Linked DNA regions of Homo sapiens: all the other regions are linked to region 2. Evidence: chromatin loops called from intact Hi-C (ENCODE). Cell type or tissue: PC-3. All regions are shown on one strand.

Region 1 (2,500 bases), 110 kb after region 2:
TGAATTCCATGAAATCAAAGAGCATCTCTATTTTGGTCACATTATTGCATAACATATGCCTGGTACATGGTATGCGCTTAAAAATATTTACAGAATGAATAATTTCCTTCAGAAAATGTTCATCACATATTGTGGATTTTGAATTAACTTCTGGAACCATATCTAAGAAAAGGGTTTTTTTTTGTTTTTTTTTTTTGAGACAGTCTCACTCTGTCTCCCAGGCTGGCGTGCAGTGGCATGATCTCAGCTCACTGCAAACTCCGCCTCCCGGGTTCAAGAGATTCTCTTGCCTTAGCCTCCCAAGTAACTGGGATCACAGGCACCCACGACCAGGCCTGACTAATTTTTGTATTTTTAGTAGAGACAGGGTTTCACCATGCTGACCAGCCTGGTCTCGAACTCCTGACCTCAGGTGATGTACCCACCTTGGCCTCCCAAAGTGCTGTGATTGCAGGCGTGAGCCACTGTGTGCCCAGCAATTTTTTTTTTTTTTTTTAGAAATGAGGTCTCAGTATGTTACCCAGGCTGGTCTCCAACACCTGGTCTCAAGCAATCTGCCAGCCTCAGCCTTCCAAGTGCTAGGGTTACAAGCATAAGCCACCACATCAGCCTAGAACACACAATTTTAACATAATCAGATAAACATAAAAATAGCAATTATTAGCATGTTGATTATTTGCAATTCACCTTAAGGACAACTTTATTGATTATTATCTATTATTATCTCCACTTAACAGTTGAGGAAACTGAAACTCAGGAAAGGTAAGCAATTTGCCTAATTTTACACGGTCGATGATAGAAGTTAAATAGCAAGTGCTCTGAACACTCTCTTAAGAGACAGAAAGAACTTACTCACCCTGAGGGAGTTGAAAAAGGTTTCACTGAGAAGTGACACTTGATCTGAATTTTAAATAATGAGTCAGAGGTTTCCAAACAGAAAAATGGTATGAGGGCATTCCAGGAAGAAAAAGGTATGCATAAATGTGGGAAAGGGCATGACATATTTGTTTAAGGCAAAGAGTTCACAGGAGCTGAATTCCTAAGTTACTTGGCAGAAAGTACACAGAAAAGAGGCAACAAAATTAGGTTTGGACCAAATTGGGAAAGGCTTGCATTAAATCTAATCTGGACAAGGGAAAACCAATGGTGGATTTGGTCTAAAAAAAAAAATCCAGGTAGCTTTCTATGACTTAAAATGCTAGGTATATACAATTCTGCCAAAGAGAAACAAAAGTGTCAGACTTATTGAAACACACAGATGATAAAAGACAAAAGTTAGGAGTTCCTCATTTAAAATAAACCAACAGCTCTCTTCCTCTTTTCTTCACTTCCTTTCCTGGACACTTCAGTCCTAGCCAACCAGGTGTAGTTGAGCATGTGTCCATCTCAGCCTGGGAGAGCCACAGTGGTCAAGAGTGAGAATTGAGAGCAAGCTAAGGGTAATGAGAGCGTCCACCAAAGGAGGCAGCCCAAGGTGGCCTGACAGTGCTTCAGTAGGATAAGGAAAACATCCATGTGAGCAGGCAGCCTGGCAGCAGGTGTTGGAACCTGAGCACATCTATAGAGGCATAGCCCAGGTGCAGGATCTCAAAGCCAAGCAGGGTAAGGAAGACACCCCTGAAGGGGTGAGCCCAACACAGGGAGTCAAAGCCCAAGCAGCATGAGGAGGGTGTCTGTGTAGGAGGGATGGCATGATAAAAAGAACTGGGTGTCCAGGTCAGGTAAGGAGGATGTCTGGGTATGGGGGGTGATCCAGTGTAGAGTGTCAAGACCAGTTGTGGTGAGGAGGGTTTCTTTCTGGGATAGTGGCCAAATGTGGGGTGTAAGAGCCTAATGGGAGTAAAGAGAGTGCCTGCATGGGTGCCGTGATGTGGCAGTAGCCAGGAATGAGGATGTAAAACCTGAATGGAGTGACGAGGATGTCCCCATGAGGAAAGAAATAGGATCAGCAATGGTGAGAGGTGAAGCCAGTGGACTTCATGCATCGAATGGGGACTTGGAGAACTTTTCTGTATTACAAGAGGATTGTAAAACACAGCAATCAGCACTCTGTAGCTAGCAAGGGGATCATAAAATGCACCAATCAGCGTGTTGTAAAATGTACCAATCAGCGTGTTGTAAAAACGCACCAATCAGCACTCTGTAGCTAGGAAGAGTATTGTAAGATGCACCAATCAGCACTCTGTAAAATGCACCAATCAGTGCTCTGTAAAATGGACCAATCAGCACTCTGTAAAACGCATCAATCAGCAGGATCCTAAAAGTAGCCAATCACAGGGAGTATTGAAAAAAGGGCACTCTGATAGGACAAAAACAGAACATGGGAGGGGACAAATAAGGGAATAAAAGCTGGCCACCCCAGCCAGCAGCAGCAACCCGCTGGGGTCCTCTTCCAAGCTGTGGAAGCTTTGTTCTTCCACTCTTCACAATAAACCTTGCTACTGCTCACTCTTTGGGTCTGTGCCATCCTTAAGAGCTGTAACACTCACTGTGAAGGTCT
Region 2 (2,500 bases):
GCAAAATAAATTTATCAAAAATAGAAATAAAAATGTTTTTGAAATCAGCTTCTTTAAAATTTGTTATAAAACTCCTTTACCACTATGACAATAATGGCATGAAGCATACTTTATACAATATATACTCGATTATTTACAGTCTATTCATCTGTTTTATTAACTATTTTTTAAAAAAATACTGAACAGCATTCTACTGCCATCCAGCCTACTTCCAGTATATCACAAGTTATTACGTGCCCAAGAAATGGAAATTTATTCTAGTATTAGCCTAAGATAAATAGACTAAGAATTACTTTTATCTTATAGGCCTTTTTGGAGGTTATGAGGCATCTTTCAGTGAATAAGAATGAGCAATATTAGCAGACGTATTTCCTAATGTTGACTCAATAAGGGGATAGCTATACTCTTTTCTGGTTTCCTCAACACCCCTGGCAGCCTCAGGTCTTGGAGTGCTCCTAAAGTTGCTAGGTTCTTGTTTTCATCCCTGTTAGTATCTAAGGATACAGCATCAAGAAACATCCTATATCTTTTATGCTTAGATGCTAACAGGAATGTAAACAAGAACCTAGCAACTTTAGGAGCACTCTGAGTGTAGGTATATAAGTATAGGTATAATTATAAGTACAGGTATATAAACATAAATGTATATAAATATGGATATACAGATATATGTCCCTATTACATACAAACATTTTCCTTTCCACTAATATAACCAAGACTTGACTGCCAAAATAGAAAGTTGAATGATATATGTGTGCTGAAAGCCTCAAAATACTTCAGGCAAATACTTTGATTTTGGATTCCATTAACTGAAAGAACCTTTTCTTTCCTATTTATAGAGTACCAGAGGAAAAGAACACTGAACCAAAACCAAAGAGACTGGAGTTTTACTCCCAGTTTTGCCTCCATTATATTTATTGTGTGACCTTGGAGAAGCCTGTCAATTCTTCACACTCAAACGCTCCCATCTGCAAAATGTTGGCAATAGACTAGAGAATCTTCAAAATCCCTATTCACCCCATATTCTTTGTATTCTCCTTCTTTGTGTGTGTGTATGTTTATGCTGCTCAATATGCAATATCTGAAACTGCTTTTGAAAATGTAAATTACTCAATTGACCCACTAGGTGGTAGCAAATTTCTGGTTACTGTATAATGGCAGGCTTCCAACCACTTCCATAACCTTCTAAATTCTGCCATCAAGAAGTTAGTGAAAAGGACTTCTTTGCCTTGTTTGTCAAAAATCATGAGTTTTATTCTCAGCTCTGTCATTTACTACTTGCATGATCTTGGGAAAATGAGTATTGCAGGGTTTTTGATTTCCCACCATAAAATCAAAGGGAGTCTTGCAGATCTAAAACTTTTTGCATATTGTTACCATAATAAAAAACAAGACATTTAAACAGTAATGTCCTCCTTTTTACTTTGAGCCATTCAAAAAGAAAAATTCCATTTTCTGTCTATGAGACATCAAGTAATTAATATTTTTTAGTTTCCTTATCTAAAAATTGGGGGAAATAATAGTGTCCATCCCTTAAAGGGTATTGTAATGATTGAATAAGATCACACAATAAATGTTCACACAATAAGATCACAGTTAATAAATGTTAGCAACTATTTTGGGCAGTGGGTATTTTTTTAAATTATTATGATTTGGTCCCTTGCCATTTGGATGCCCTCAGATCATTCACCACTCCTCTCTCCTAATAATTGTATACATAAGCCAGTGGCTATGGACTGGTTCAGAGACTGCACAGAACAGCCATGGGCCCAGAAACACTTCATGGAATCCTCTCCAGTCTAAGATGCTGTAAAAATTTCCAGATCCTTGATCTGTAAGTCCAGAAGGAACCTAGGTCTTTTGATTTAATCCATCTTTGCTAAAATTTCTCAACAGGGCCATCTAAGAGCCCTCTGAGCTGTATTTGCAGCCTGTGTTCACTTAGATGCCCCTCAAAGAGTGGAGAGTCAGCCTGAAGGCCTCCAGGTAAACACAGTGGGCTTCCAATCTTAGCAAAAATCTACACAGACCAGTAACTCTTAAAGATACCGAACCTAGATTGCAGAAGCCAAAGTATTTGGTTCCTCCTTTAATTGGCTCTGTTTAATTACAACAGCTATCAATTATATTGCTTCAATTAAAAATATTACTACATATTATCTGAACACAGTAGCCATGTTCTCTTAAGTATTGTTTTAAATCCCTGAAGACCTGAAATGCCAAGGAGGCCAGAGGCAAGAGGCACCAAATCATTGAGGTAAATAAAATTCCAAAGCTCCACCCTGCTCCTCTGCCCTCATTAGCTATCACCACTTTTGAAAATATTTGATATGATAACTTAGCAGAATTAAGGTAAAAAAGCAGAGCAAAAACTAACTATAGTTATTACCAGGAACCATTCCCTTACTTGCCCCACGCCTTTCTTCCAAACACCACAACATATTTCTCCATTTTCTTTTTCTTAAATAATTTATTGTTTAGCATTTCTTCAGAAGCAGTA
Region 3 (2,500 bases), 220 kb after region 2:
AGACAGATACTACATGATCTCACTTACACGTGAAACCTAAAATGTCAAACTCATATAAGTAGACAGTAGAATGGTGCCTACTGGAGGCGGGGAATGGGAGGATATTGGTCAAAGCGTACAAAGTATCAGACAAGAGGAATATGTCTTTGAGATCCACTGCACAGCATGATGACTATAGCTAATAATAATGTGTTGTATATTTTAAAATTGCTAAAAGAGTAGGTTTTAAATGTTCTCATCACAAAAAATAAGTATGTGAGGTAATGGATATGTTAATTAGCTTGATTTAATCATTCCACAACATATACATATGTCACATTGTACTCCAGAAATATATAGTTTACATTATTATTGGTCAATTAAGATTTTAAAATTTAGAAAAAGGATCTCCATTCATCTCAAAGTTGAAACTAGTTTATTTTGCAAATTATGACTTATAAGTGCTTCACAAATTTTCCACTTTTCTACTTACTATACTTAAATTATATCAGACTTTGGCAGGTGGTGATGATTTACAAAGTATAAGCCAAAAATACAAACAAACAAAATCCAAGATGCCCAATAAATTACTTATTAAGAAGGAAAAACCTCAAGAGAAAAAAAAAATTGTCCTCAAAGACTTTTACCCAGGAATCTGTTCTACACAAAACCCACACAGTTGAAGAGGTGTATCAAGAAAGCACATTTCCCAGTGTCTTTAAGAACAGGCAGTTAATCTGAATGCATGAAACAGCCAATTCTTAGACAACACAGAGCTGGGAAAACAGTAACTATCTGCAAAGTACAGATTCTACCAAAAGTCTCAAGTAAGAGAGAGAGAGTGTGTTTTTTTGTATGTATACACACTGTGGGCTAAACAAAGAATGGCTGTGGGTTGAATTCTTTCTGCCTGTGGATCACCAGCTTGTAATGCCCATGTTAAGCAGACTAAGTTGAATGCTTCTTTCTAAATTTCACTTTGTGGAAATTTTTCATTCCTTGGGCTATCTACTTCTAGACATTTCATTATCAACCCTTCTGTTTATTTTCAATTTTGTAAGAAGAATCAGAGAGTCAAAAATTTTCTAGGTGAAAGTAAATATATTTTCATTTCCTAGAATTTGGAAAAAGGAATTTCATCAAGTGCATCTCATATTTTAAAATTCTTCCATTCCTTTTACATATAATGCAAGAAGAGCTGTTTCATGAGATGTCAGCTGTACAGAGCAGGTCACTGATATAAATCAGGTGTAATCAAGATTGCCTAAGAAATACTGACATCCTAAACACTAAGAACTGAACTGTAAAGCAAAGGATTATCTTAGTTTGATTCTGCAGGCAAAAAACCAAAATGCCATTAACTAAATATTAGTCTTTTCTTATAGCATCTCCATGAACCCACAGTTTGGACTAAGCTCACTCAGGCATTTTAATGGGAGACAGGATGTTTGCACAACCCAGTTTAATTATCTGTTTCTCTGTACTACGGCATTCATCATTACGGGAAGGAAAGTTTGGCTCATATGACAGTCATATCTTACACCAATACTTGTGTAACAACACAATTTAAGTTTACTCCCACAGCCCATAATTCAAGTACTAAAATACTCAAATGTACAGCTGCTGAAGAAATTCTACACCATGGAAATTCCTGATAAACATGAAGAGTTTTTGATTATGTACTTAAACACAATGAATTTAAAAGGTATTTTTCTTCACTCATGCATTTTTAAATATAATTCATCTCATTTTTTTTCCTTTCAGCACATTCAGAATTATGAGAGGTATATGACAGAATTATGTGAGAAAGTCCTTGGAAGGTTTTCCAAAGCTTGACTAGACTTACGTTAATAAGTATGCACATGAACAAAGATTGAAGTGTAATGTTTAAAACGCACAAAATTATATTGGACACATTGAATTACAGGTGCCTTTTTCACCTTGTAAAGTTGTATTATTGTTGATACAGTGTAAATCCAATGAAAATCATTTAAAGTTCAGGTACTTACTGTGGTTGGAAAATAAGGACTAGTTTTGAATTTTTTCAGAGCCATGGAAGAGGTGTAGGTTCCCAAGAAGAGGATAAAAGACATGAGTGTGATATCAGGAACAAAATTACAGTTGTTCCCGACGAGGTTTCCTCCGTATTTTGAACACTCCTTCTTCGACAAAAATGCCCAGTCAAAGGTAGTATTATGGTACTGAAGAAGAAAAACATTAAAATTTTTCTAGAGAACATTGACATATAAAAAGCAGCCTTTGATACTTGATGAGCTATAGGAATTATACCAAAAGTTTCTGTAAAACAGTTTGAAAATAAGCACTGGAGGGTGAAACTTGATGAGGTGTTCATGGAATAACAGATAAGATGGGCCAAGAGGGTGGCAATTGTTGAAAATACAATGAGAATGATGCAATTTGTTACCTAGTTTGGGCAACAGCCTTAAAATCGCCCACTTGTTCAATAGAAACCACAAAGTACTTCTTTCCTGCACACCTTCCTGAGAGTAAACTGAGACAC

The links. A loop is a pair of places that touch in the nucleus more often than their neighbours do. Peaks named below come from ENCODE experiments on the same cell type or tissue, not always from the same donor. Only the 100,000 strongest peaks of a DNase experiment are listed, where the experiment ranks them.
Region 1: it touches region 2 in a loop (6-fold over the local background); 3 of 110 quality-filtered maps call a loop at or near these places.
Region 3: it touches region 2 in a loop (9-fold over the local background); 3 of 110 quality-filtered maps call a loop at or near these places.

The regions. Positions count from the first base shown.
Region 1 is chr4:71,606,929-71,609,428 of GRCh38, reverse strand. No RefSeq gene overlaps it. Among named protein-coding and RNA genes, the nearest start is that of GC, 180 kb to the left of the region's middle. In PC-3, no CTCF peak of the experiment used is centred here; DNase peaks (open chromatin) are centred at 78 and 948; H3K4me3 peaks cover 1,483 bases; H3K27ac peaks cover 2,052 bases.
Region 2 is chr4:71,712,431-71,714,930 of GRCh38, reverse strand. No RefSeq gene overlaps it. Among named protein-coding and RNA genes, the nearest start is that of GC, 70 kb to the left of the region's middle. In PC-3, a CTCF peak has its summit at 1,135 (motif pointing right); a DNase peak (open chromatin) is centred at 1,150.
Region 3 is chr4:71,497,181-71,499,680 of GRCh38, reverse strand. SLC4A4 (solute carrier family 4 member 4) reads right to left here. Exons shown (of 26, transcript NM_001098484.3): 16 at 1,989-2,180. Among named protein-coding and RNA genes, the nearest start is that of GC, 290 kb to the left of the region's middle. In PC-3, no CTCF peak of the experiment used is centred here; a DNase peak (open chromatin) is centred at 1,440; H3K27ac peaks cover 902 bases.